Linked DNA regions of Mus musculus: regions 1, 2, 3, 4, 5 and 7 are each linked to region 6. A link is a loop called in an ENCODE intact Hi-C map of the cell type or tissue named here. Cell type or tissue: heart. All regions are shown on one strand. Region 1 overlaps Creb3l1 (cAMP responsive element binding protein 3-like 1). Region 2 overlaps Cry2 (cryptochrome 2 (photolyase-like)). Region 3 overlaps Phf21a (PHD finger protein 21A). Region 4 has its middle 31 kb from the start of Gm31473. Region 5 holds the start of Cry2 (cryptochrome 2 (photolyase-like)). Region 6 holds the start of Phf21a (PHD finger protein 21A). Region 7 overlaps Creb3l1 (cAMP responsive element binding protein 3-like 1).

The links. Peaks named below come from ENCODE experiments on the same cell type or tissue, not always from the same donor. Only the 100,000 strongest peaks of a DNase experiment are listed, where the experiment ranks them.
Region 1: it touches region 6 in a loop (2.3-fold over the local background); 7 of 42 quality-filtered maps call a loop at or near these places.
Region 2: a loop joins it to region 6, with 8 times the contacts of the local background. A loop is called at or near these places in 12 of 42 quality-filtered maps.
Region 3: it touches region 6 in a loop (2.1-fold over the local background); 2 of 42 quality-filtered maps call a loop at or near these places.
Region 4: a loop joins it to region 6, with 3 times the contacts of the local background. A loop is called at or near these places in 13 of 42 quality-filtered maps.
Region 5: a loop joins it to region 6, with 6 times the contacts of the local background. A loop is called at or near these places in 12 of 42 quality-filtered maps.
Region 7: it touches region 6 in a loop (3-fold over the local background); 10 of 42 quality-filtered maps call a loop at or near these places.

Annotation. Positions count from the first base shown.
Region 1 is chr2:92,004,621-92,008,620 of GRCm38, reverse strand. The region is part of intron 1 of Creb3l1 (cAMP responsive element binding protein 3-like 1); the gene reads left to right. Among named protein-coding and RNA genes, the nearest start is that of Creb3l1, 18 kb to the left of the region's middle. In heart, CTCF peaks have their summits at 259, 1,573 (motif pointing left) and 3,835; DNase peaks (open chromatin) are centred at 150, 1,310, 1,450, 3,820 and 1 weaker place; H3K4me3 peaks cover 2,073 bases; H3K27ac peaks cover 2,134 bases.
Region 2 is chr2:92,420,882-92,424,881 of GRCm38, reverse strand. Cry2 (cryptochrome 2 (photolyase-like)) reads left to right here. Exons shown (of 12, transcript NM_009963.4): 3 at 195-337; 4 at 1,820-2,004; 5 at 2,632-2,720. D930015M05Rik (RIKEN cDNA D930015M05 gene) reads right to left here. Exons shown (of 4, transcript NR_040621.1): 3 at 1,856-2,069. Among named protein-coding and RNA genes, the nearest start is that of Cry2, 11 kb to the left of the region's middle. In heart, CTCF peaks have their summits at 1,075 and 2,299; DNase peaks (open chromatin) are centred at 291, 971, 1,821, 2,951 and 1 weaker place; H3K27ac peaks cover 1,379 bases.
Region 3 is chr2:92,325,283-92,329,282 of GRCm38, reverse strand. Phf21a (PHD finger protein 21A) reads right to left here. Exons shown (of 19, transcript NM_001362829.1): 8 at 2,119-2,367; 9 at 882-971. Among named protein-coding and RNA genes, the nearest start is that of Large2, 44 kb to the left of the region's middle. In heart, no CTCF peak of the experiment used is centred here; no DNase peak of the experiment used is centred here.
Region 4 is chr2:92,057,351-92,061,350 of GRCm38, reverse strand. No RefSeq gene overlaps it. Among named protein-coding and RNA genes, the nearest start is that of Gm31473, 31 kb to the right of the region's middle. In heart, a CTCF peak has its summit at 1,566; DNase peaks (open chromatin) are centred at 1,570 and 2,690; H3K4me3 peaks cover 2,251 bases; H3K27ac peaks cover 1,350 bases; H3K27me3 peaks cover 2,134 bases.
Region 5 is chr2:92,432,148-92,436,147 of GRCm38, reverse strand. It overlaps Cry2 (cryptochrome 2 (photolyase-like)), which reads left to right and starts at 2,079. Exons shown (of 12, transcript NM_009963.4): 1 at 2,079-2,336. The coding sequence starts at 2,125. It overlaps D930015M05Rik (RIKEN cDNA D930015M05 gene), which reads right to left. Exons shown (of 4, transcript NR_040621.1): 4 at 3,840-4,000. In heart, no CTCF peak of the experiment used is centred here; DNase peaks (open chromatin) are centred at 867, 1,987, 2,921 and 3,657; H3K4me3 peaks cover 2,850 bases; H3K27ac peaks cover 1,247 bases.
Region 6 is chr2:92,181,907-92,185,906 of GRCm38, reverse strand. Phf21a (PHD finger protein 21A) reads right to left here and starts at 1,725. Exons shown (of 19, transcript NM_001362829.1): 1 at 1,555-1,725. In heart, no CTCF peak of the experiment used is centred here; DNase peaks (open chromatin) are centred at 506, 1,616, 2,136, 2,456 and 3 weaker places; H3K4me3 peaks cover 3,897 bases; H3K27ac peaks cover 3,301 bases.
Region 7 is chr2:91,984,244-91,988,243 of GRCm38, reverse strand. Creb3l1 (cAMP responsive element binding protein 3-like 1) reads left to right here. Exons shown (of 12, transcript NM_011957.2): 9 at 1,109-1,208; 10 at 1,957-2,083. Among named protein-coding and RNA genes, the nearest start is that of Dgkz, 36 kb to the right of the region's middle. In heart, CTCF peaks have their summits at 1,946 and 3,582; DNase peaks (open chromatin) are centred at 493, 2,053 and 3,593; H3K4me3 peaks cover 851 bases; H3K27ac peaks cover 2,017 bases.

The sequences.
Region 1 (4,000 bases), 180 kb after region 6:
ACTGATTATATCCCCCCTCCCCCGTGTAGCAAGCTTCCAGGTCTAGGATCCTACTCTGCGCAACCGCGTTCCTGGTCAGGCGGGCGGTGGCTCGCAGCCTCCTATCATTGGCCAGGAGCTTCTCTGCTCTCACCAATGGCAAGCGGGATTCCTGGGAGGGGCGGGGCCCAAGAGGCCGATTAAGCCACGTAACTGCAGCACTGAGCGAGCAGGGCTCCCTCCACCCCTAAAATTTAAAGGGCGGGCGGCTGAGCTGTAGCGCCAAGGAGAGAAGCAGCAGCCGGGGAGGCAGGGTGCCGGCCTGAGAGCCGGAGGTCTGGGGACCTCTCCTTCCAGGGAGTGGAACCGGCGCCTGTTGCCCGTGGCGGCCGAGAAAGAGCTGATATTGGCACAAGTGTAGGAAAAAGTCTTTAAGGAGGAGGGAAATATCTCCAGTGCCTCCTTCTCTGGCTTCCCACCCCCGTTGCCTGTACGGAATGGCACCCCCCCCAAGACTGCCCACCCTAACAGAACACCCCGCCCCCTCAAACGCTGGCGTGAGCCTTCTGTGAACTCCTGGCCACCGGCCTTCCTCCCCCCTCCCCCGCCCCCCAGCGCCACCCCCTATTTCCATCAGACAGCCTAAATATGATTCTTGTGTGTCTGTGTGAGCTGGAGGAAGGCTCTATAGCGGGCGAGAGCGACCAGGGCCAGAGATGGGGAGGTTTGAAATCTCTAGAGTGAGCTTTACGGGGATGGAGGGAGGTGGGTATAGAACATAAGGGAAACCTCCTTACCCTCAGTTCAATCCCAGAGCTGCGGAGAACCCCATCCGAAATACTAGTGACACGCCTTGTGACTGTGGGTAAATGGCTTGCTCTTTCTGGATTTTAGCTTTCTTGTTAGCAAATGAGTTGAGGGGCATAGACCACTGACTTTCTCGGGTTCCTGCTGTCTCACAGCATAACTGAGATGCCGGCTCAATGCCAGACATCAGATGGAAGTAGGCTACATTATTCAGTGAGCAGCTACTGGTGGCAATGCTCCCATGAGAGGCTGATGCGTCTAGGTGCTATGTGACAGGACCACCATCCACCCAGCACTCCAGGAACCTGGGACAGGGAGGAATGAGCGCGGGAGCTCCTCTACCCCACCCTGCCTGCCCCTTGGCCGCCCTCTTCTTCCACTTGGCTCCCACCGCTCCCAGCCTGCTGAGCGTTGGCTGTTGTTTCTAGCAGGTGGGGTGGGGGGTGTCTCACAACACCCGGCCATTTGAGGCCCCCTAGCAAGTTCATTCGGGCACCCCCAAAGAGGGTCCTCGCTTATTTTCCTAAAACTGGAAAACCTTCAGGGACCCCTAACCCAGGCTGGAGGGGGCTGGCTCTTCTCTCCCAGGCCCCCGGGAAGGGGGTTGGCAAACTCTTATCGCCTGCGGAGCAGCTGCTGGAGAAATACCGTGGCCGCTGACTCATGGCTCTTCCAGCTCTGTGCAACCCCCTCCCCTGGGCCCCACCGCAGCCTTGGAGAGCGCCCCACCACCACCATCACCGCATCCCAATCCCCGAGTTCGGCTGGAAGGAAGCGCCCCCAGGTGGGATGGCCTGGTTCTGCTGCGGATGTGAACCTCTCAATCATGGCCTGGGATGATGGTCGTTAGAATGGATCATACATCCCTAAAGCGTTTCTGTCTAGGTTCTCAGTTGTTCTAGAGACTTGTTCAGACCCTGAGCTCTTTGTACGGCACTGCCCAGACTCTACTGAACAGCTAAAACACTAGTGGCCTTACTCTGAGATGCAAGGCCCTACCCCTGCACCGCTACTGAATGAGTGGCTAGCAGGTGAACAAAGCATAGACTTGTCTCCAGGAATATAGTCTGGCATCAGCCAGGCGAGTCCCAAACAGAGAGGTGTGTGGTGTGGTGGCAGGGGAAGGTCTGGGTATTGAGGGACCATGGGCACGTTCTGGCTTTGTCTGGCTCTGTTTGCCCTGCCCATCAAATGTAAAGCAATGCCTTTGCTCCTTGGGGTGTAATAAACGGGTGCAAGGGCTGGGGGCGTGGCTCAGTAGGTAAGGGCTACTGCCTAGAATGCACAAGGCCTTGAGTTCCATCCCAGTACCTCGTGAAGGCAAGAGGATCAGAAATTCAAGGTCGCCCACCGTAGGGTATGGAGAAGTTGGAATACATGAAAGCACTTGGGGAAATTTAAGTAAAAAGAAAAATATAAAATAATGACGAAGCATCCCGGAAGAAGAGAAATGGGAGCCCAGAGTATACCAATGGTGTCTCTGGATTCGTTTTGCCCTGGAGTTTCTTGTCACACTTGCTCAGAGGGGAACCTCAAACCACCTCCCTCTATAGAGTCCAAGCTCATGCCTGAGTTTAGGGGCTGCTATTAACTACCAAGTGTTTCATACATACTACCTACCACATGCTGTTTTGAGTGCTTCGTGCACTCAACCATAGCATCCTCATAATCATATGAGGTGGGTACCAGGAGTCTAACCAACATTTGATCCCCATAGCAATGCTGTGGAGTAGGAGCTATAGAGAAGTTTTTAAAAGTCAGCAAGTAGTGGAAGAGTTGAGAACAGGTCTCTATGGTTCCAGACTCTTGCGCCTTCCCTGCTCCTGAAAAACCACACATCCATTGCTGAGCCTTATCCTGAAGCAGAAGGCACTGCTCATCCCTGCCTGTGTCCTAATAGTTCAGGACGCAGAAAGCCAATGACTGGTCCTGGAGCCAATCCCCTTCACAGTCTCCAGGTGGAATACAGAGCCTGGAGCAACCCTGGCCCAATCTCATTCAACCAACCAGCTAGTGCACATGAACAACAGTAACACTGTGTTGCACATCAATGACTCTTCAAGAGGAAAAAAAAGCACCTACTATGTGTTGGCCCTGGAGTGTTTTATTGATGATATGACTTTTCTTGACTTATGACTGTACAAGGGACTATCCTAAACCTTTACTCATATGGATTGGCTTATTCCCCACAATAGTCTTAGCAATGGAAACTATAATTAGCCCCACTATGCACAGAGGAGGTTAAAACATGGGTTAATTAGCTTTCCCACAATCATGGTCAAAGCTTTTGTCTGTTTATTTCTGAAAAAGAAAATTGACATCTGTACCAAGTATACATATAGCTGAGATTAATAGTTTGCCAGGGTTTTTACTTCAGTATGTTTGATGGATTCTGATATTTTCTACTTATTTTGTATTTTGTTTTGTGCTATTTTTTCTTAAAATCTGGCTATAAATGCCCACATGGACATGGGGCCAGTTTATTTAACTTAGACTTTATAAAGCACTTGCTTGGCATACACAAGGCCCCAGATGAAAATAAAAAACATACTTTTACCTGTATGTGGTAAAATGAGAAAGCACAAAAGTGGTTCCTAGGGGCTAGGAATGGCAGAGAAAATGGGGGCTGGGGAGAGGGGGCAGTGGGGTCAGGGATACGCTGGCAAAGGGGTTGGTTCTAATGCTTTGCAGTAGGGAAGTTGTGGTCAACAATGATTAATTATATATATCAAAATAGCTAGGAGACAGCATTTCAGTGCCCCACAAAAGAAGTATATGTGTTTAAGCTGATGGCTATGCCCCCTTGACCTGGTCTGGGCATTGTGCATTGGCACATGTAATGAAATGTCCAAGTCTGCCCCATAGATATGTACAGTTATTGTGTGTCAAGGAAAAATTTTCTAAGTATATTTTTTTAAGTTCTGGTCACGACCCACTGAATCGATTTCATAACACATTAGTGAGTCACCACTTGCTGCTTACACAGACTGAGTCAACAGCTGGAATGATTGAGGCCAGGACGCAAGCCTCCGTGAGGCGGCCCCACAGCCTGATGCCTCAGGATAGAGAACAGCCTGAGAGGGGCGCAGTAGACTCCTGAAACTCCAGCACTCAGAAGCCTCAGGCAGGAGGATCATGAGTTTGAAGCCAGCCTAGACTACTTAACAACACCCTGTCTCAAAGAAGCAGACACGAGGGCTAGAGAGATGGCTCA
Region 2 (4,000 bases), 240 kb before region 6:
CCGGTCCTGGCTGACAACTCCACACTTGCAGAGCTCCGGCTCTTTGCTTTCTGATTTAAACTATTGTCCAGGCCCTTTCTTTGTTCTGTAGCTATTCTAGCACAGCTCAAGGTCAGCCCTGCTCACTCCCAGAGAGAAGCTGAGTACCCAGGCCCCTCTTCTTGAACCAAGCATAACAGATTATCTCTATGCAGGAATGGGGGGTGACCCGTTTGACCTTTGAATATGACTCTGAACCCTTTGGGAAAGAACGGGATGCAGCCATTATGAAGATGGCCAAGGAGGCTGGCGTGGAGGTGGTGACTGAGAACTCTCACACCCTCTATGACCTAGACAGGTAAGACACGGGGGCTCTCGGTAAGGTTGCCCATGGTGAGGACTGGGGACTGGGGCTCCTCCTAAGTGGAATTTGGACCAGTTCAGCAAGAGGGCTAACTGAACTGGACAATAATGGGCCAGAGTTGGGGGCTTAAAGAAGTCACCAAGAGGTTAACCCGATTTGGATAACAAAAGAGGCTTGGTTAGACCTAAGCTGTGAAAGCAGGGAGGCTCTGTCTCCACACAGTCTTCATAGATCTGTCATTGGCTCATTGAGTTTCATGCTCCCCCCCCTCCTCTGTTGTGCTCCCTAACTACAGAACCCTAACCTTGGCAGACCCCATCAGACTCCTCCCAGCAGGCCTCTGTTCTCTCAGACCTAGTTTCCACTCAAGGATGATCCCGGGTCTGCTTGGCCTATCTGGGTTTCAGGGCCATGCATTCTGATAATGTTTGAGGGCTCTAGAGACCCCTGCGGGGTGCTGGCAACCACAGCAGAACCTCCTTCCCCAGGGGCCAGCCTCTGTGCTTTTGTCTCCCCTTCCCTACTAGAGATGCCACCCTCTGTAGCTGCTACTGCTCCCTGCCCTCCTCCCAACCCAGGGCTGGCTGCCAGGAGGCTGGGTCACACAGCTGTGCACGTGAGCCAAGCCCTCAGGAGGAGAGGCTTGCTGTGGAGCCCTTCCCCTGCCACGTGCCAGGGGAGGGCAGGGACTGCAGAGGCAGCAGCCAGCTCCTATCTGGGCTAATGGGGGCAGCACAGGGAGAACAAACTGGGAAATGAACTCACCCGGACAGGCAGGCCTTGCATAAGCTCCTTCTCGGCCAGCGAGAGCCTAGGAATCTGCCTACAGACCATCGAAATTTATCCTCACAGACGCAGTGAACCCTCCTCTCCAGTGCCCATGCCTTTCCTTCTTGCTTGTGAGAAGTGCTTGGCACACTGCAACACTCTTTATACTGTTGCTGTTTACCGTAGCCCCAGACTCTGACTGAGGGAGCATTAGCCGGCCTTCACATCTCTGCTCTAGTGAACAGGGCTAACAGGACATTGATCCTCCAAGAAAGGAGCATGTTATGTCCCTCACTGTATATCCCTCGGAGGCTCGAAATGGGGTAGAGAGAAGCCCTTGGTGTGGTCAGATAGGTGCCCAGAGGCCCATGGGGATTTTCTGTCTGATTAGAGAGATACGGTCAGTCTCTGTCTCTAGGCGGCTCCACGTGGACACCAGGGAACCTGGAATTGAGTCCCAGCTCTGGCCCTGCCTTGCTCCATTACCTGAGGCTCCTGTTCCAGCTCTCTGGGCTTCATTTTCCCTCTCGGTAAAATGGAGATACAGCCTCCCCTGTGCCCCCCTTTCTCCTCAGGGACGGGACCGTGAGGTGATGAGGAGAGCAACCCTCAGAGCTTCTTGTGTCTTGCGCTCTTTTTTTGGGGTGGCCAGGGACCCCAAAATAAAGAATCTCAGGAGTGACTTCAGATGTGCTTTGGGCTCCCCAGAATCATCGAACTGAATGGGCAGAAACCACCCCTTACCTACAAGCGCTTTCAGGCCCTCATCAGCCGCATGGAGCTGCCCAAGAAGCCCGCGGTGGCTGTGAGCAGCCAGCAGATGGAGAGCTGCAGAGCTGAGATCCAGGAGAACCATGACGACACCTATGGCGTGCCTTCCCTGGAGGAGCTGGGTGAGTGCCCTACAGCACACCACACAGGCCGCTGCTTCCTGTGGGGGACGTGGCCTTCCTGTTTCCTTGTCAAAGTTAGAAAATACTGGCTTAGTGGCTCATGCCTGCAATCCTTGAAACTGAGAGACAGAGGCAGGAGAAATAGGCCAGCCTGGACTACATGAGACCTTGTCTTAAAAAGGAAAAGAAAAACAGAAAAGGTTGCTGTTATCCACCATATGACCAGTTAGTTAACTACCTGTGCCCGGCCAGGCTGCTGCTGTTTGTAGCTGAAGCCTCTTTCTGTAGTTCCCTCTCTCCATCAGTAGAGGCACTGTCTGGTGCTGGTCAGTGGACTTCCTCACTAGGATAACTAATCCAGGCTTTAGGTACCCAGCCCACCTTCCTGCCTCCCTCCTCCTGCCCACACCATCTTCTGATCTGAATAAAGCTAACCTTCTGCACTTTAAGGGTTTTCTCAGTCCTCACAGCACCAAGTCCAAGGTCTGTAGTTCCGTTTAAAGAGCAGATCAGTCTGAATCGTGGAAATTACCATTTTTATATTTGTGAATCATCTTAAAGGTGTTTACTGAGCTGTTTCTGGGGTGACCTGACCTGCAGTGCTACTGCCTACTGTTCCTTTTGTAGGATTCCCCACGGAAGGACTTGGCCCAGCTGTTTGGCAAGGAGGAGAGACAGAAGCTCTGGCCCGCCTGGACAAGCACTTGGAACGGAAGGTATGGCCCTGTTTCTGAGCCATGGGACTGACTACAGTCAGGACCACAGGGATGTGGGTCAGCTTCATGTCTGAGGGGTTGAAAACTAAAAACTCTTCCTGATGGCAAGATTAACAGCAGCTCCCAGTTGGAAAGTCCACCCTGTGCTGGCCGCTGGCTTATGTGCCTGATTGCATTATCTCCCTTCGTCTGTCCAGCAGGCAGCTATTAGGCTCCCCATCTGACAGATTACAAGCCTGGGCTGAGAGAGGTTGAGTAACCTGCCTGAGGTCACACCATTGGTTAGCAGTGTAGGGAGGTGCAGTTCCACATGATCACACAGTTGGCACCAGTCTGACTTTCTTCTGTGGACAGCTTTTGCTTATGGAAAGGGCAGCCAACCAGGCTTGATGCATGCCTGTAGTCCCAGCATTGAAGAGGGATGAGGCAGAAGGATTGCTTTAAGTTCCAGGCCAGAGTGGGCTACAGGGTGAGACTGTCTGTCTCAAAAGAAGCAATAACACTGTTGAGTTGGTAAAACCCATCAGGTCAGTTATTGGGTGTCAGGTGGCCCCTCCTCATCTCTTTTGGCTTCATTTCCCATTTGCTTAGATCCAGATAGCAAATGGCCTACCTTCTGTGCAGTGGGAATCAGCAAGAGGGAGAGGCCAAGGCCCAGAGGTTCCACAGCATCCGTGGTCCTTACCCCCCTATGACCAGAGAAGGAGTGCAGGTTCCACGGACTTGAGGACTCCTGCTTCCAAACTCCCTGACCCTGCAGTCTCTCTGTAGTCTGTCCCTCAAAAGCACAGCCTTTTCTGTCCCCATGCAAGTGACAAGGTCTTTTGCCAGCAGCTAGGTACTAGCAATGGATCAAGGGCCCAAGGCAGCCTGCTAAAGAAGAATGCTTTCCCAGCCTCAGGAGTGGCCAGCCAGCATTGGAGGATATGGTGACAGCCTCAGCCTCCCTCAGCTCAGTAGACTTAATATTCCCATTCAGATATTTCTCTCAGCTGAAGATAAAACAAGTTCCTCCAATGAAAGATGAGGCTGAGAGTCAAAAGCTATGAGGGACTAGCTTTGTGTGTCCACATCAAGAGCTATATGAGGGAGTGCTTCATGTGTCCATCAAGGGCTCTGCACAGGGCTGGGTTATAGCTTGTTGGTAGACTGTTCTCCAGCCATGCTCAAAACCATCAGTCCATCTTAGCACCAGATGAAAGGAAAAAACAAAGCATCATACCCAGTGATTCAAAGGCTCTTTGGAGAGAGATGTTTGGTCAGAGCAGGGATGGAGCTGA
Region 3 (4,000 bases), 140 kb before region 6:
ACTTTCTCAGTCCAGAATGGTCTGTGTCCCATCCACACGTTCAGTCTACCGTACTCCCCTATGGACGCTAATACCCTATAGGCAACTGTGATGCTGCTGCAGCTGTGTCTTGGAAATTAGCATATTCAGGACACAATAGCTTGGAACGTTTGCTACCAACAGTAAAGATCTATCTGATAAATAAGAGGATGGTCTTCTCTCATGCTAGTACTATATGACCCCTCACAGACAGACTCCTTTTTCTCTGTGTCTGAAAGCTATACTCTCAGAGCATAAGTGTTGGTCTTTCTATTGGATGGACTGCTTGGGGTCGAGCAGAGTCAGTCTAGTTGCTGGGTAGAAAAGCCCGATGCAGACCCCTATGCCAACTCCTGTAAGCCAGGTGTCACAAGGGCTCGTCTGGCTGTTGATTCTCCTTCTAGTCTTTTTTTTTTTTTTTTTTTTTTTTTTAAAAAGGGGCTGCTTGCCCACTCCTCCCCCCCACTTTTAAAAAAGATTTATTTATTATATATGTAAGTAGACTCACTGTAGCTGTCTTCTGACAATCCAGAAGAGGAGGTCAGATCTCATTACAGATGGTTGTAAGCCACCATGTGGTTGCTAGGAATTGAACTCAGGACCTCTGGAAGAGCAGTCAGTGCTCTTAACCTCTGAGCCATCTCTCCAGCCCTCCTTCTAGTCTTTTTAGCAAAGTTTCCCTTTGCTAAATATGGCTATATTTCCCCCAACCAAGGTAATGGTGCCACGATGCTTCCCTCCACTGGTATTATCCTGGCCGCCTTCCTTCTCTCAGGTAGTTTCACTGCCCCTTCACTGCATGGGCAAGCCCCTGAGGATATCACCACACTTCCCACGGGTGGAGTTCCCACTGCCTCACTCACCTGTGGAAGGAAGTTTGGGCGTGGAGTGAGTCTAGGAGGAGGGATAAACTGTGGTACTTTGATGGGCTGAGGAGGTGTTGCTTGAACCTGCTAAGAAACAGGGAAACATAAATAAATCCGAGGGCAGTCTCTATTCAGTGTCGGAGGCAGACACGCAAAGGAAACGGGCATTTGCCTTCCACACAACACAGAACTCCCACCTGCTCTTCCCATGCAGTTCACTATGTGAACCAACACTGCTTTAGAAACTATTTCCTGTCTCACCTAGACTCTCTGTCCCATACAGTGATCAACCGCACTCCTGTCTCCTCACATACACGCACACTCAGCAATCTTGGACGGCTTTCTTACACTCATGAACCCTTACGTTTATATTTTAAGAGTCAAAACTATATCTTAAGTAAAATCAAATTTACTGTCTGTCCACATGGATTTTCCCTCCCCTCCCCCAGAGATATAAGCTTTACTCAACAGGGAGCATTTTTTCTGGCTTTTTGAGACATGGTTTCTCTGTGTCACCTTGGCTGTCCTGGAACTCACTGGACCTCAAATTCACAGAGATCCACCCGCCTCTGCCTCATGAGTGCTAGATTAAAGGTGTGCCACCACACCCAGTCTATAGAGAACTTGGCACTACTCGTGTCTGGTTGAGGGATAGGGCTGTGTCTCTAAGGACTCCTGGGAGAGCGGCAAACCTTCAGTTGCTACTTTAACTCATTATTGATCGTTATTCAAAAAGTCACCAAGAGTTCTGTCATTTGAAGAAGATAACTGAGTAGCACAATTTGGACCTGGCTCTCATCAACTTCTAAGAACAACAGTATCTAAATGGCTTGATCCAGAAATATCCTGGACAGTCTTGTTCACGTGTTTCCTTAGGTGATCCTCCCTCTGGAAGACTCAGCCTTTGGAACATTAACCTCCGAGTTTCTTGAGTATTTTTCAAATGTGCCCCAACCAACTCTAAGTACTTCCTGGATTCATTCAATTTAGAGGGATAATAAACTAAAAGAATGTAGCAGAGGGTTTTCCTCAAAGCAGAATATAGCACAGGGGGTTTCAGCACTCAGATTTCGATGTGTGTGTGCACATGTGCATGTGATAGGCCTATAGGGGAGTCTGCTTTTCTAGCAATGATAGGAGCTCAAAACCCAGCAGGAGCCCAAAATGGATACCCTCTTCAATGCACAACCTGAACCCTCTCATGTGAACACGTGAGTAGCAGCTGCTGGCTTACCAGAGTGACTGTGTTTTTTGCCACAATTTGGACAGCCTCTGCCCCAGGCCCAGTGACCTTACTAGACGTCTGGAGGTTGACTGGTGTGTTCTGCACATCAGTGCTGAGCACAGCCTTCTGGCTGTTGATGGCGGTCACCATAGCAATGGTAGGTCTCTGGCCCACAACAGAGGCAGGCATGGTCGCAGTTGCTGCTTTCAAGACGAGAGGTAGTGTCTTTGTGGTAATCATAGAAGCTGTAGTTACAGTCTTCTAGGAGACACGGAGAACAGGTATTAGGAGACCGAAATGTGATCCCACTGAACCATATGCTGCTGAACTCCCAAAGGAAACAACGCAATCGAGTTTGTCTATGAGCCTTTGCGTATGTAGAGCATGCTTCTTATTATAGAGAGACAAACTCTAGTTTCTCAAGTTAGGGTCACTTGTAAACAGGAAAATTCACTGTAGTGAGTGCCTCATGTAAACATATGGTTTTAGGAAATGGACAGTACACATCTAAATGTACATACCAGGAGCCCACTTAATGCTTCTGGGTTTTCTAACTGCATAAAGTCAGTTAATTCCTGTGTAAGTTGCACACTGTCTCTATCCCTGATTGCTATAACCTCAACTGATCTGGCAATTTGCCTTGTATGGCACAAAGGAAAGGTGTCATCTTTCTGAGGGCCCCCTGGGAGAGCAGAAGAGAAACTCACAGGAGGATCAGCACAATTGCCACCTCAGAGGCAGTAAACCCCAGGCTGCAGAGAATGATGCTGTACAGGAAACACCAGTTTTCTATTCCAAAGGGAGGGATGGGCCACTGCCTGAAATCTTCCTCTGGAGAACTGATGTGGAAATCATCAGTCAGGAAACTGACCAGGTGGGAACAAGGCCCTGCCCTGGATCTTGGAGGAGGCGTTTGGTGAGGACCCAGCTGACACTTAGAGGGTATTTCTGGAGCTCTGGAGCTACACTTGCCTGACTTTTTACTAGAATGATTACAAATGTCTGTTACAGAAACCACCTCATTACACCACATACACATCTACCTGGCACTATGGCTGGTCACGCAAGATGCAGACCTTCCAGGAACACAAACATTCATCGCCAACTTACTGGTTCTGATATTTATTCCACGTTAACTTTTCCTTCCAAAATGTAGTGAACACTTTGGCAGCCACCAGCTGTGCCTGACTTTTATAAATTGCAATTAGAAATTGAAACGGTCAGTCTGGTGCTTGTACTCATCATGTCTTCTAAGCCATATGTGGTACGGCCTGGTAGGCCGACAGTGTCGGGAGAACATGCCCAGCCCTGCAGGAGTCCCCAGCAGCCCTCTCTCTTCTGCACACCAGGAAAAAAAACCCCTCAAGTTTCTCTTCCACATCATGTGAGCACCACGTATCCAGATACTGAGCATACAGAATTCTTTACCTTTTCTTCCTGATATGTGTTTGCATGTACATATACTCATCTTTTAAAACCTCCTTTTAACAACAACAACATGTAAAGCTGTGGACTCACCCACCCCACCAGCACTCCTTATTAGTGTCTACAATTAAAACCACCCAAGGCACAGCACGGGCAGCTCATGCCTCCCACCACTGCCTTCTCAAATGTGAAATGGCACCTGGGCAGCAGGTTAGGGTTGACAGGCAGTTGACAGTTAAATGCCATTTGATCACCGGAAGTGCTGTAGTGTGCATCAGCAAAGGCTATCTCACAAAGCCAGCTGTTGTATAAAGAGTTTTAAGCACAGTATGCTATCAGTTTCATCTTTCAATTTAAAATGCTTGAATACAAAGAGCTTTTGAAGAGGTAAGTGAGCAAGCCATAGTAGATGGCCTTTAATCCTAGTGTAATACAGACTGTGGACTGATGGTCTGCTCAGCAGAAC
Region 4 (4,000 bases), 120 kb after region 6:
GTCCTGAGTCCCGCAATTCTGCACCCAAGTATCTACCCAAACTCTGCTTTCAAACTCGGGAATGAGATTTTTAAAAAAGCTATTATAGCATTGTTTCTAACAGAAAAACAAAGTGAAAATGAGCTAAATATCTTCTAGAAGACGGGAAAAATAAAATGTGCTGAATTCATAACGGGTCCCCCGTCAGCACTGAAAAAGTATGATCAAGAAATACGTACATTAATGTGGGTTCATGCTGCCTAGTTTTTAAAAAAAATCAAGTTACACGATTATATATTCAGTCTAATAGCGTCTCTTCAACGTTTAAAGTAATTTTAGATGATTCCATTAAGTGTCTATAGGCACCAAGATATGGAGTAAAAACATAAAAGCGTGTGCTGGGAATGAAGAAGCCCCAACGTGCTTCCCAACGTGATTCCTCTGGGAAGGGATAGAAATTGGTTCAAAGAATTCCACCCAGATCCAAAGGATCCGTGCCCTTTTAAGAAACTCTGGATTGAGTAGAGGAAACCTTAAGTAAGGAAAGAGAGCATGTGATACAGACAAGCAGTTTTTGTAAGCTTCAGATTTTTAAATGCAATTTTTTTAAATGCAGTTTTTGTAAGGTTCAGATTTCTTAAATTGGCCTTTAACCTTTCAAAGGAATATTTGATTGAGTCGAGGTTGGGTTGGGTTGGGTACATCGGGAAGGCTGGGGGTCCTTAGGGTGGAGGAGGGATGAGGGAAAGAAAAAAGGTGTTCTAGGTAGAAGGAACCCAGCTATGGGAAGAAGGGAGCAGAAGGGGGCGGGGCACAGACCTTTGGCCACCTAGAAAGGTCCTGTAGTCCAGAAACATTTCACACCGCCAGATAGTAGAACGGGGGATGGGACACCCTTGAAGAAGAGACTCCCTCTGGAGTTCAGCAGAATAAGGAAAGGTAATCGGAGAGGGAGTAAACACTGAACAACTTAAATAGTGCTACTCAGGCAGGGTCTAAACTGGGATTAGTTTATGAGGTGTTAGAAAATGGCAGACCTGCTTGCTCAGGAAGATGGGGAGGGCCTGGAGCGCCAGGCTTCTCCACAGAAGCTGCGAGGCTTGGGCAATAGGGGTGTACGGGGCTCGAAATACAGGAGGATGTACTCGGGAGACCTTGGAGAGGAAGATGTTAATACCCAACGGAGTGAGGGTAATTCACAAGGTCACAGAGGGAGTAGCGTAGACTGTAGTAACCACTGCAGGTAGAAGCATCCAGGACGCATCGCGAGTGATCGGGTGGGTGGTGTCACCTTCACTGCGACGGAGAGTAACGGGGACAAGATGCAGCGAGTTGGAGATGCGTGCGTAGCAAACCAAGTGGACTTGCGGGGCGTGCTCCGGGCGCTGCGGGCGAGTGGGAGGCGCCAGAGACAGAGGAGGAGTCTGTCAGAGCGAGCACCAAGGGAGGAGAATCTGAGCTGAGGCCCTGAGGGATGATGAGGAATGGGTTCCGGGAGGATGCAGGGATGGGGAGCATTATGTTGATGCAGAGCAGCCTCCGCGCGGGTAGCGGTGCGCCAGGCTGGGCGGAGCCCGGACACCGGAGCAGGGGTTGGCACCTCCGTCCTCCCGGCCAGGCTGCGGTCGGAGCCTCGGGTGCACCCCGCAGCGGCAGGCGCAGGGTCTGACCCAGGGAGGCTTTTCCCAGCCGGGCATCCACGTAGCTGGAGTACCACCCGGCCGTCCCGGGCCACTGCAGACGCCTGGCGTGCGCAGGCCGCGCCTCCCTAGCCCGAGGGCCTAGAGACGTCACCGAGGCTCTGACGCGCGCTAACCCGGGCGCGGGTTTCCTCCCCGCAGGTCCCGGTCCTTGCAGCCCGCCGCCGCGTCCTTGGCCCTCCTCCCGGGATTCTAATTCGGGAAGACTGTTTGTCCTTCAGCTACTGATAAGGACTCGAGTTTGTGAATAATAATAATAATAATTTTAACAATTCCGGGAAAGAAATAACCATACTCGAGAAACATAATAATAATAACCAGCCCGATAGACCTCTGCTCCTGTGCTCAGTGCTCTTAAGGACAATAATGACAACAGTCATAATAGCCACAGTTTATTAAGCGCTTACTCTTCCATCGCAGTGTTAAGCGCTTTGCAGGCAACAACCCTCGGAGGTAAGTACCGTTATGCTCCCTATTTTTCAGGAAACTAGGGCAGAGAGGTTAAGTAACCTGCCCCAGGGCACACAACTAGCTGATGTCAATGCCAGAATCCCAACCTAGGCTGCCTGTTCTAGTGTAATCCTCGAGCCAATCCGTCAAGGTCGGGAGCATTCTCTCCATCTTAAAGATGAGGAAAACAAGGCACATGGAAATTTAAGTACCTTGCCCAAGGTCACCTAGCTGGATGAGGCAGAAAGCGAACCCAGGGCTCCTCTCTGTCCGCAGAACCCTCGATCTTGGCCATAGGCGATGCCATTTCCAAACCACCTCGGATAGCCCCGGCTTCTGGGAGGCAAAAGCAGCCGCTGGTGGATTTGGGTAGATTCCTGCAGCTTCCGCTCAGCTGATGAACCGGGTGTTTTGGAGCAGCGTCCTTGCTCTGCCTTCAAGCGTAGGATGGGGACGCCTCTCCTGGAATCCAGACCCAGACTAGGCTCGGCGATCCCGAGAAGGGACGGAGCGGGGGCGGAGGCAGCGGAAGGAATCCCGAGTCCCATTTGACCAGCGGCGGGTCTAGGCTCCGGATTTGCACCATATAACCAGCAGAGGGCGCTGCCGCTCGCGCATGGAGTTTCCGTCCCCTCTGCCTACAGCCGCCTGCAGTGGCTTTCCTTCTCCAGGTGACTGAGCCCACGCCGCATTTAGACCGGCTTCTTTAGACCGATTGACATTCGTTCAAGGCTTCCCAAGTCCCAGCCGCTTCGATCTTGTTTTGTATAAGGGGGCAACGGCAGAGATTCCACTCGGTTAAAAGGCCTAGGTGTTTGCAAATTCAGCTCGGTCTGGTCAGGTCTTCCCTTCTAGTGAGCCCGAGGGTGATTTAAAATGGAGGTAGACCCTCCACTTGAAGTAGATTACAAATATTCTTTCCTTTTCCAAAATGGCAGATGATGACTAAAGAGAGAGCCCACAGACGAGAGGGTCTATTTTCATAACAGCCGCCGCCTATTGGTCGCACCAGGCCCTTTTTAGACCTTGATACAGTATGGCCTGTACCGTGGGGATCATGATTCCTGTTTGATGTAAAGTCAAAAAACTAGTAAATAATGACACCTGGATTTAATCTAGGAACTCCCTTAATTAACAGTTACATTCCCAATACCCAGAATGCACAAGCAGACACAACTGATTGGAAGATATTGGTTATAATCCCAAATCTACCGGTGCTTAGAACCCTACCATGGAATCGGGGACTTGGCCAGCTTTCTGAGCTCCCCCCCCCCACCCCGAACTCAAATCTCTAAAACAGAAAAATAAAATATAAAGGTGGCCTGAGAGCATGAGCTGGAGGCTTTTTGCTCAGGCTTGGAAGAATATCCAGTGAGGCTCAGTCACTTCCTATGTCTGGGCTCTGAAGACATAAAGGTGGATCTAGGAAAATCTGAAACGCATGGAAGGGAAGGGGAAAACTCTTTCTGTGGCTTTTACTTTAAACTAAGCCTCATTTTGCTATTTGTGCTATATTTTTAAATTAACGTGGCTCTCCCCACCCTTGAAATTGGCACACAAATAGCAAAAACAGAAGGAAGGCCAGCTCGCAGCTTTAAATGTGGTTCTCAAGAAGGAGGGACCGGACTTAAAAAGGAAATGGGAATTAAAATGAGGTGTCTAATTCAGACAGACTTTCCACGAGGAATTTAGATCACGGCTCTTGTAACAGGAGTGTTGTCTGGGGCTGGGGCTGGGTCTGGGTCTTGTGTCTAAATGGGAGTGCCCCCAATGAAGAGGTTGAATCTTCCTTTTTGAATACGCCTGCATCTCTGATCATCTGGGTGTAAGATTCAGGGGTGGGGTGGGGCCCTGCCCCCTGGATCTGTCTC
Region 5 (4,000 bases), 250 kb before region 6:
GGGAGTTTAGAGGAGAAGAGAAGAATTTATTCCCTGAATGGCCATTTGTGAATGGACCACCCCTTACTCTCCCTGTTCTCTTCCTTGTAGGGGGACCCAGGGAGATAGAAAAAAAAGAGAAAAGCATACAATACCTCAAAAGAAAAAAAAAGGGGGGGGGTAAGCCGGGCTTGGTGGCGCACGCCTTTAATCCCAACACAGGAGGCAGAGGCAGGAGGATTTCTGAGTTCAAGGCCAGCCTGGTCTACAAAGTGAGCTCCAGGACAGCCAAGGCTCTACAGAGAAACCCTGTCTCGAAAAACCAAAAAAAGAAAAGAAAAGAAAAGAAAAGAAAAGAAAAGAAAAGAAAAGAAAAGAAAGGGGACGCGCGAGAGATGGTTCAGAGGTTAACAGTGTGTACGTTCCTTGCAGAGAACCTGACTTGGGGGTACTTCTCAGCACCCACAACAGGAGGCTGGTAACAGCCTTGTAACTCCAACCCCCAGAAACACTCTATTCAGGAGTCCACTAGACACTTGCCGTCACTCCTACACAGACACACAGCTAAACATGAGATTAAAAATAATGAAAAAAACCCAAGTGTTTAAAGAAAAGCATAGGGAATATCAGTTCACTCATCAAGTACTTGCAGAAGAGATTCAAAGGAGAGAGTCGGGCAGAGACTTGGATGACTTTAAGGCTCTGGCCAATGCAAGCCTCTTATGTTTGATTCATATGATCCTTCGGTACCAAGTACTGAGCTAGATTATAGTCTGATGGAGCTGACATACAATAGCTAAACAATCCCAGTACTATGTACTAAAACCGGAGGGTGGGGGGAAGACACCAAATGAGGTGAGCCCCTGTGCAGGTTGGGCCCAGGAAACTGGAAAATAACAGCTGTCACAGGGAAAACAGGAGGCACGAGGGTGTGGGCTGGGGCATGTGATGTGAGAGAACAGCATGTCCAAAGCGCTGGAAATGAGAGGCTCGTAATGACGCTGTAGTCAGAGAGTGGTGCCAATTAATGCCATTAAATTGCTGACTAAATTCTAGATTCTTTCATTGCTCATTCCCAAGATGGGGAAGGTGACTACCCATAGGATCAACACAAGGACAAATCGGAACAGTTCTCTGCTGGATAGCTCCAGCCCTCCATCCCAACTAGCCCATCTTAGCCCAAGTGCAACGGTTGCTGCACTTGTTCAATCAGCAAACTCTGCCAGAATCTCCAAAGAATCAAAGGATTCCCAAAGGAGACAGGAGAATATTGCCCTGCACATCTCTGATTCCCACATAGAATCCAGTTCAGAGTTTTGTGCAAAATAACTGCACTGTGTCTGCTAAACAGAACGTAAAAGAAATGAATTCATTTGAGGGCATAATTACTGCCTCAACCCACGTCCTCTGAAACCTTTGTCCTTTCTCCCAAACCCACTCCTGCCGCATAAAAGGGCGTCTCCTTTATCCTTATGCCTTTCTGTATGCAAATACCAAGATTCTCTGCGAGGAAGTGGATTTTGAAATCGGAAGATTCTGAGTGGAATCTTACTGGATTCATGGTATTGCGCAAGTCATTCAAACTGGGGCGCCCTAAGCTTACTTCATCTGCAGAGTAAGACTAACAAGCATCTGTTTTATTCGTGTTTATGAAATGAACGTTACCAGGATGAGATGAAAATAGAAAATAGGACAGTTTGTGTAAGGCAATCACCGCTCAGCCTCACATATGAACAGGACAATGAACTGTTAGAAAGGGCCCGGTAACAGGTCTGTCAGCCACCGGCCGGAGTCACCGCAACCCCTGTCTTTCCCGGGGACGCGAAATGCGTAGGAGATCCGAGGTCCCTCCAGACTCAGCCCACGCGGGGCGGACGCAGCGCGGTCCTGCGTCACCGGCGGGTGGCTACCAAGCGGGACCACACATGGTGGGAACGTGAGGGGGCGGAGCCTGCGCCGACGCTGCTGACCAATGGAACAGAGGGAGGGTCCCACCGGGTCTCACCCAATCACAGAGGCGATCCAGACTCCTTGGGGCGGAGTCATGCCAGGGAGAGGCTGCATCATAGGTCGCTGGGCGGGCGCTGGGCGGGACCAACGGGGCGGTCGGGCGGAGCGGCAGACCGAGACCCAGTCCAGGCGGCGATGGCGGCGGCTGCTGTGGTGGCAGCGACGGTCCCCGCGCAATCGATGGGCGCGGACGGCGCGTCCTCGGTGCACTGGTTCCGCAAAGGACTACGGCTCCACGACAACCCCGCGCTGCTAGCTGCCGTGCGCGGGGCGCGCTGTGTGCGCTGCGTCTACATCCTCGACCCGTGGTTCGCGGCCTCCTCGTCTGTGGGCATCAACCGATGGAGGTGAGGGGACCCTATGCTGCGGGGTGGCAACACCAAGCGGACTCCCCTGGGCCCAGGAACTCCAGCCTGCGGCCACTCTGACACAGCGTTTTTGCCCAGTGTGGCCCGCTCTGAACTCCTGGGAGGCCTGGGGGACAGAGGTCCCTCTATGCTGACGAGACTCTCGTCAAAAACGCGAAGTCAACCTGAGGGAGGATCTGCAGCCAGTCCCTGGAAGAATGGGGACTGGGCTTTTAGGGGTGTGCTGTGGGAGCGGAGAAAAGCTTCTTCAAGAGAAGTAGCCCCTCGTGGACCCCCCCCCCCCAAGGGCTTCCCTAAGCCTCGGATTTGTTTGACTCTCCCCCACGCCTCTTTTCCCATCCCGCGTAACCTCTCTTCACAGACAAACGTGGTGGTGATCAGGGAACCTAGCTTAGCATTAGCCGGTTTTAAAAAGACCCCAAGGGCATCATCGGGTAATGGCACTTTTGTGTTCTTGACGCATTTTTTTTAAAAAACATTGATTGGGAAAGGACATGCATGGCATGGCAGTGTATAGAGTTAAAAGGACGACTTGCAGGTTCTCACTCACCATACGGTTCCAGGGTGGAAAGCCGGGTGCCTTTACCCAATGAGCAATCTCTCAGGAGGTCCCCTAACCCATCTGAGAGGATCCCTGTGTAGTTATAACGTTGCTAGAAAGATATTCAAAGAGGGTTGCATCACCCGTCAGCTCTTCCGCCTGTTGTCATGAAGTGTTTTTTAGGAGAGCTGGGCCATTACAGATGAGACTTTTAGGAGCTGATGTGGAAAAACAAGAACACAATATGAAGATTCGGTGATAACTCCCAGGAGGCTGAACCCTTTCCCAGCATGCTGTGACATAATAAATCGGCATCTGATGTATTTTCTCTGTAACCAGTCTTCAGAAACAAGACGTTTTGATACACCATGTTCCCATCACTGTCTAAAGGCCTCCCTGCAGTAGCTTGGTTTGTTTGCATTGTTATGAGAGGTGTTTGCTTATGGCCTTGTTGCACAGATGAGTGAGGTAGTTCCCAGGAGACCGTGGCTCTCAGCGTCCACTCTTTCCTCTCCAAGAGGGGTTTGCCCTGCTAGGAGAGCAAGTGTTCCTAGTAGCACGCCTACTAAATGCCCCTTCCTGCCCCATTTACACAGAGGGAGCAACTAAAGATAGTCCTGTGAAGAGCCAGCCCACACAGTTTTCAGATTGGGCTATTACTCTGTCTCGCTCCAGTTTCCATAGATAGGAGGTTGGGTTTGACAAACACCGGCAAATGACCATCTCTGCTGTGGACATTAAACCAGGCCTCAGACTTTGCCCTCCCCTTCCTTTTGGCAGTGCGCCAGTGTGGACAGAGTCAATAGAATCTGACTCTTATTTGTTATGTTGTCATGAAGATGTTTCGTTTTTTACTGGGATTTGGGGGGAGCGCTATCTATGACTGCCTACTCCTTTGTGGTAGTGGAAATAAAAGAGCCTTTTTTCCCCCTTCACAAGGTAGATTGAACTCCAGTATGCTTGGTTTTATGGTTTTTTGATTTTTGTGGGTCACCCTTTTGTAGCGGCACTTTCGAGAGAATGAAGCAGAAAACGACTGAGGCAGCTCAGATGCTTGGGCAACATCTCAAGTCCTGTGGGAGTGCAGGTACTGAGAATGGGA
Region 6 (4,000 bases):
CAACACAATGTGGACGTGCAGAGGGAGATCCTCTACTTCAAGACCTAAACAAAGAATATTTCAACATATGACCGGAATATGATGACACCGAATTCACCCACGAAAACAAAACCTGTCTACCACTAGCCGTCGTACCCTCATCTCAACAACTCAACTACTTAGAAATCACTCCCGGCACATCTACACCCCACAATCGGCATGTGGCCTCCTCCCGGGGTGCAAGCCACAAGACAAAGTTGAAAGGAGACCTCTCTCGCCCGGTGCCCCAGTGTCCACATCAAACCCCTCCCCTGCCAGGGCCACCTTGCAGCTACCCACCATTGCGAGCGTGGTCAAGGGAGGAAGAGGAGGTAGGAAAAAAAAGAGAGCGAGCGAAGAGAGAGAGAGAAAGAAATCCTAACAGCACCGCTCAGCAGAATAAAGAGAGCAGAGAGAGGATGACGAGAAGTGTTGGGAACTGCGTGCACCGCGGGGCTGGACCAAACGGAAAGAGTCCCACTCCGCGCGCCCCTCCCCCCGCGGCCCGGGGGGGAGGGGCGGCCGCGGCCCCTCTCTGAGGGGCCTGCGAGTCCCCGGCCCGCGCGGGGTCCCGGGGCGGCCGGCCGGCGGCGACGGCGGGAGGGCCGCCCCAGGGTGAGGGGTGCAGGCGGACTCCTCGGAATAACAAGTTGCAGAAGAAGAAGAATAAGCGGAATTTCCCCAACGCTGCTCCGGCCACCCAAGACAAATGCACCAACACACACTCACTCACACACACTCGGGCCCGGCAGCGTCAGCAGCCGCAGCTTTTTTTTTTTTTTTTTAAACCAGATCTCTCAGTCACCAAACAAGATGGTTTTCCCAAAAAAATATTTTTTAAAATTAAATAACCATAATAAAAACTTCCCCCCGACAGCATCCCAGGGGGTGGGGGTGGGGAAGGGGCCCAGGCGGCCATCCCCTGGCCGCAGGCACTCGCGGGGGGCGGCCTCGGCCCGCGCCCCCCGCCCCTGCGGCCCCCCAGCCCGACCCCCCACGGGGACTCTGTGTCGCCCCCTCGCCGCCACCCCCGACGCGCCGCCCCTGTCACCCGCTCTGGCCCTGTACTCAGCGCCCAGGCTCCCGAGGCTGCTCATAAACTTACTTCCAATCTATCCTAGGGAGGGGTGGAGGGCAGAGGGGAGGAAGGGGGGAGACGAGGTATTCCCATTGTCTTTTTTTTTTTCCTGGAGGGGGGGGGGAGAGGAATAGGAAAAGGGCACGCAGGGGGGCGCCCCGAAGGGGAAGTTATTGCTGAAATCTCAAGTTGACTGAGGGGTCCTGACAAGAACACCCCCTTTCCCTCCTCCCTCCCACACACCCCTCCCCTCCCCCTACCTCCCCCCCACAACAAACTCCAAGCAAGCAGCCCCTGCTCCTTCCCAGAGACAAACACCAGAGACAAGACAGAGGGAGAGAGGGAGGGGGGGAAGGGGGAGGGAGGAGAAATAGAGCTACTCAAGAAAAAAAGAGAGAGAGAGAGAGAGAGAGAGAGAGTGAGGAAAAGAGAGAATGGAAAAAGCTGGGATACTGCACCCTCCTGCTGCTGGCTGGCTGTCCCCCCTGGCAGCTGGAGGCAGGAACTCTGAGCAGGAGAAGCAGGAGGAGGAGGAGGAGGGAACTCTTCTTCATGGGGAGGGAGGGAAGAGGCTGGAGCTGCCGCTGCTGCTTCTGCTGCTGCTGCTCTGGGCCTCTCGCACTTTTTAGATATTAGTGTGTTAAGATGGTAGGTTGTTCCCTTCTCCCTCCTCCTCCTCCTCTCCTCTCTCTCACTCACTCACACTCTCTCTCTTTCTCTCTCTCTCTCTCTCTCTCTCTCTCTGGGCTGTTTCTTTCCTCCTCTTCCCCAGGCAAGGGGGGGTGGGGAGGAGGGGGTGGGGGGGAGGAACTGGAGCCTCCTCCTCCTCCAGGAGAGACACACACAGGCCCCGGGCCGGAATGGGGAGGGAGGAATCAGAGCAGCAGGAGAGAAACTGTGGGAGACAAACAAGCCCAACTCTTCATCCTCCTCCTCCTCCTCTCAGCAGCAGCAGCGAGCACCACCAGCCCATTCACCACCCGGCCCCGGGCCGCAGCACCTCCGCCGCCTCAGCCCGGGGATCCCTCCGCCCAGGCCCAGACACACTCGCCCGCGCGGGAGCCCGCCGCGCGGCCCCGCCGGCCCGCCGCCGCCGCCGTGCGCGCCCCCGCCGCTCCCGAGAGCCGGGCGAGAGGGACTGGAGCTGGGGAAGCGGGGACGAGGGAAGAGCGGGCGGGCGGGCGGGGGGCCGGGCGGAGCTGGACCGCGACGGTCCCGGGCCGCCCCGCGCCCCTGCGTGCGAGCCCGTCGCTCGCGGGAGGCGCCGGGGACCCCCACGGGGGCACGGGGCGGCGGCGGGGGCCCGCGGCGGCGCTCGGGCGGGCGGACTACTTGACGTGTCGGTGCGGCGAATTTATTTCACTTTGCCTAAGGAACGGGGTGTGCTGCGGCACCCATTGCCTAGGGAAAAAACCCGGATGTAAAGTGAGTGAAACTAAACTAGAGTGAAGTAGGGCAGCAGCAGCCAAACTCCGGTGCAGCGGCGGCGGCGGCGCTGGGGCCGAGCGGCCGCCAAACTCCCGGCCCGCCGCCGCGTCGCAGCCCCGGCCAGGCCCGAGCCCCGGTCCCCTCCCGCCGTTGAGAGCTGCTGGGGGGCTCCCGAGCAACCCCAACTCCCTCCAGTGCAACAGCAGTTTGCAGGGGTGGGGGTGGAAAGGAGGCAGGAGCGAGGAGGAAGCACTGCAATGGGGGAGCGAGTGGTCCAGGCAACAGGAGAAGATGCAAGCTCAAGTCGAATGCAACATGCAATCCCCGGCCACCCCGCCCCCTTTGCAAATAACTACCCTTGAACCACTTTATTAGCCGTGCCGAGTCCCACTCTAGCTCCGGGGAGGGGCGGGGGACGGGGTCCTTCGCTCACCTTTATTTATTGCTGCTTTCTGCCCCCCTCTCCATGTTTTTTATTCCTAAGTTCTTTTGTTCTAAGGGGGATGATGGCATTTACTTTTCTGCTTTGTGTAGCAGGGCAATCACTGGGAATCGGCCACGTATAATCCGGCGGTTTGTCATATTTTATTAGTGAAAGTATTTTATGCCTAGTCCACCTCCAAGGACTGTAACATGGAGAACTGCAGGGGCGGGGGTTGGGGGGGACGACATCAGAAGAATTCTTGTTTTCAGAGATTTCTTGGCTGAGCGGGGAGGGCCTTTTTTTTTTTTTTTTAATCATTGAGGAGGTTCATTTAAATTATTAAATCGATAGTTTTCAACTTGAAGCTTAATGCTCTTGCACGGGTGAATTGTTGGGTTATAAAATAACCCCCAACCACAATTTTTTTTAAAAGTAAAAAAAAAAAAAAAATCTTAGCTCTTAAAAAAAAAAATCCCATCTGGACAGTGATCTCTGTTCTGAGCTGCACGCTGGACTTAACGTAGTGTTAGCCTTCCTATGTTAAATAACAATAAACCTCAACCTCAACGGAATACAAATGGGGGCTGGGGGTGGTTTTGTTTTTAAGGCTCAGCACTTTTGTAGCATCTGCCACTACGCATTTTCCAGGCATTGATTAACCATGCAACTCCCATAGGCATGAAGTCCAGTTTTTGCAGATAAAGAGCAACAGTAGTAAGATGATTTGCCCAAAGTCAAAGGGAGTCGCTGGCAAGACCAGGGAGAGCCTTAGACTTGATTTGTTACTAGTCACGTCTTTTCCATTAAATAATATTTTCTCCAGGAAATAGTATTTAAAAATAAGCGCACAGTCTTTATCTTACCAGAGGGGCTTTGAGATCACTGGATATGAAGAGGTTTTCTTCTGTGAACTGCAAATTTTAAATTTAGCTTCTCAAGAGAAGGCATTTTTTTTTAAATTCTGATTTCTTAAAAGTAAAAAAAGTGAACTTTATTTTCGTGTATAGGCCATTTAGTAGTAGTTTTAGGTTAAAAAGAATTCACAGCAGAAA
Region 7 (4,000 bases), 200 kb after region 6:
ACACCATGCTGTTACCTGTGCAGGTTAGATGGCAAATTATAGTAGTCAATTCTCTCCTTCCACCCATAGGTACCAGGGACGGGACTGGGGTTATTAGGCTTGCTGGCAAGTACTTGTATGTGCTGAGCCATTTAACCACCCCTGTCACTTTTTGAAACATGTTCTTGTGTAGCCAGGTTGACCACAAACTCATGATGCCCTTGAAGCTGTCCTTGGACTCCTGATCCTCCTTCCCCTCTGGCTGCCTGGCCCAGTGCAAGGCTTCTTCCAGGCGTGCACCACCTAGCCTAACCTGAGTGCTCAATTTTTGAAATCAGGGTTTTTCTGTTTTGTAGCTCAGTCATGAACTTCCTATGTACTTGGGCATCCTTCTGTTTCCCAGGCCTCAGGAGAACTTGCTACATATTTTCTCCTTTCCTTTCTCAGACCCAGCTTCTCAGGCAGGAATGGGGTAGGGGCGGAGCCTTCAAACTTCACCTCGCTACCTCTGCCCTTAAAAATCTGTTTTAAGACTATTGCGCCACCTGCTGTCCACTTCAGGAACTGCATGAACACTGCTGGGTGGAGAAGTGCAGTATTAACCAGGATTCTGTGCTGGGCAGCACCTAGTTCTTGCCCTCAGTTAGCAACTGAGACAACAATGGAACTCCCCAAATAAAGCTAATGTGCTACAGGTGCTGTGATAATGGTAAAACAGCAATAAATGAACATAAACAATGGCCCATTTACTGACTGCACTACACACTATGTCAAGTGTCTTTCTTGTGGAATCAGGGTGCTGTGGGGTGCAAGGGAGGAGAGTCAATATCTCTGTGACTGGTGCTGCATAAGAAAAGGAAATCCATCCTCTCCTGAGAAGTCAGGAGCAAGAGTTAGGCACCCCTAAGCTTCTACAGGATGACCCAGCTTCCCACCATGAGTCAGGTCCCCGAGACCCAAGCCAGGCTGCAGAAAGCCTACCAGGAGGTGACCTTTTATATCTTGACTACAATGGGCACCAAAGCATAGAGGCCCAGTCAGGAGCCAGCCAGGGCTCCTCAGGAGAGGCCAGGATGCAGACATGGCTGCTGTACCTGAGTCCCCATGGTGACTTCTGTGCCTTCCTCAGGACCCTGCTCCAGCAGCTGCAGAAACTCCAGACTCTGGTCACCAGCAAGATCTCCAGACCGTACAAGATGGCAGCCACGCAGACCGGCACCTGCCTCATGGTAGGTGCTACTCCTTAGCATAAGGCAGCAGGGGGAAGCTCTTCTTGAGGCTAGCTCTCCAGGACAGTGAGCAGAGTCTGAGGGGACCAGTGACCTGTCCAGGCCAGTTCTAATAGATGTGAGGTTGATGCTGCTAAATCTAGTGAAAGGCAGGTCCTTGGAAAAGTGGCTTCTATAGATTCAAGGAGTGTGATTCTTCTTGGGATGGGTGATAGGGAGAAAATAAAGGAGCCCCCCTCAGGGTCCCCAAGGCTAGAGGGGACACCTAGGTCAGGCTCAGCCTCTGAGTGGCTCTCTTCCATTAGTCTGTCCTCCCTGGTAAGCACATGTTGCCTCTGACATTCTAAGGGCAGGGCCTCGCTGGAGCTCCCCGGGGCCCTTGGCTCCTTCTCAGGCTCAGGCTGCGAAGGTGATGTGGCTATGTGTCCTTCTCCCTGGTCACAGTTGCAACCCTCCCTTCCCCTTCCCCCCTTCCCCTTTCTTCCTTTCCTGATTTCTCTATAGGTGAAACCACACAGAACCCCGCCCTCTGGTCTCTGGTCCCTTTCATGTCACTAGATTGGATTAAAGGTGACTTGAACAGCCTGTGTCTGCTTCCAAGAGAGCAGCCAGCTCTGGGGAGGCATTTGGGGGAAACTGAGCCTTTTGCGTCCAATGCTTTAGGGTGAGGAGAGTTGGGAGTGGCCAGTCTTGTAGGCCTGCCCTGCCCCAGATCCGACTAATAATAGACTGCTCTGTCTACTACTAGGTGGCAGCCTTGTGCTTCGTTCTGGTGCTGGGCTCCCTTGTGCCCTGCCTTCCTGCATTCTCTTCCGGCTCAATGACTGTGAAAGAAGACCCTATCGCAGCTGACAGTGTCTATGCAGCCAGTCAGAGTAAGTACCTCCAAACTCTGGGTGTTAGCCAGTTACTAGAGAGAAGCCATATCAGCTGCACTCACACCTTTAATCCCAGCACTCTGGAGGCAGAGGCAGGTGGATCTATGAGTTCAAGACCAGCCCAGTCTACATGAGGAGTTCCAGACCAGCCAGGGATACATTAGTGAGACCCTGTCTCCAAAAAGTCTGGAGTGCTGGAGAGATAGATGGCTTGGTACTGGCTGCTCTTTTAGAGGACCCATGTTTGGTGCCTAACCACCCATATGGTGGCTCACAGCCACCTGCAACTCCAGTTCCAGGGGATGAGATGCCAAATTCTTGTCACCGAAGGCACCAAGCACCCAGGTAGTACACAGACACAATGGCAGGCAAAGCATTCATACACATTAAAAAAATTAAAAATAAATATTTATAAGAGATTTGGGTTGGCATTATCTCATTCTATACTCTTTTTTTAAAGATTTATTTATTATTATATGTAAGTACACTGTAGCTGTCTTCAGCCACACCAGAAAAGGGTATCAGATCCCATTACAGATGGTTGTGAGCCACCGTGTGGATGCTGGGAATTGAACTCAGGACCTCTGGAAGAGCAGTCAGTGCTCTTACCTGCTGAGCCATCTCTCCAGCCTGAGGACCAGATTCTTTGCCTCTCTGAGATCCTTTGGCGCAGCGATGTGGAGAGGGCAGACTTAGTGGGCGGCAGAGTGTTCTAGGGACAGCAAGTGAGTGTCAGTCTTCAGTCATTTCTGATGTGACAGTGTTAAGAAAGCCGCTGAGGCACAGGGGACCTGCAGCAGGTGTCAGGACTCTGCTGGGAGTGCCTACCCCTGGGGAGCATGGTAGTTGTGATGTGGGTGCCACCCCAATGGAGTGCGGTGTGGTTCATTTCAGAATCAGTCACAGCCGGCTCTGCATTTGCTAGTTGTGTGAGCCAGGGTGCACATCTTGGCTTCATGTTGATTTCTAGACTCCAGAAACTGCCATCCTTACAGTGAGCATATACCTTGCCTTCTGGAATAGCTCCTGACATGAGGGGAAAGACAGGCCACGAACAGCAAGAGTATAGGGAACAGCAAAGATTAGCATGGCTTTCAGAGGTAGAGGCCACTTCCGGTAGACCCATGGAAGAACTTCTAGGCCATCCTTCATATGCCAGGGACATGAATCTTACGTGGCTGAAGAGAAAGAGGAAACAGATGAGAGGTCAGAGAGAGGGGAGAGCAGGGAGTGTATGGAGAGGAGGGGTACTGCGGGGGTGGGGGTGGGGGCGGTGAGCAAGGCTGAGAGGCTAGAAGGGAGGACAGGAGCTGGGAGCTGGGAGGAGAACTGAGAGGAGAGGGGCTGCGATGGAGCGGTGGGGTGGGGCTGGCGCGGGGGCGGGGCGGGGCGGGCCAAGGCTATCAAGGACAGAGGAGAGGAAGCAGACACAGAAGAGGAGGGGCTGTGCTAAAGTACAAACCCCAGGGAGGGGGAGGGAGGACATGAATGAGCCTCTGGAGGGAGTGAAGCACAGGGCAGGGCAGAGGGCACGTCTGAGGAAGGAGGTGGCTTGTTGAGCGGGCTGGTTTCCGGACTGCAGCTTCACACAATGCCAGGGGCCGCCTTTTCCATAGATTCTCATAGATTAAACCCTGCAGGGGAAGCTGGGAGGCAGGCAGCAGACTGGAGCCAGGAAGCCAATTTACGGGGACCCTTGATGATGAGCTCTGGGAAGCGGGGCTTAAAGCACCTCATTCCCAGGGCTTCGTGTGAGATTTAATTGGCTTTAAGCTAAGGGCTTTATATAAAGCCTGGCACGGGTGTCCAACAAACATTCTTTTTTTTTTTTCTCTCCCCTTGACTTCCCAGAGGAACTAGCCTAGAAGAGAAAAGAAAAGGGTTTCCTTAATTCTCCCAGGAAGTAAGTGGCAC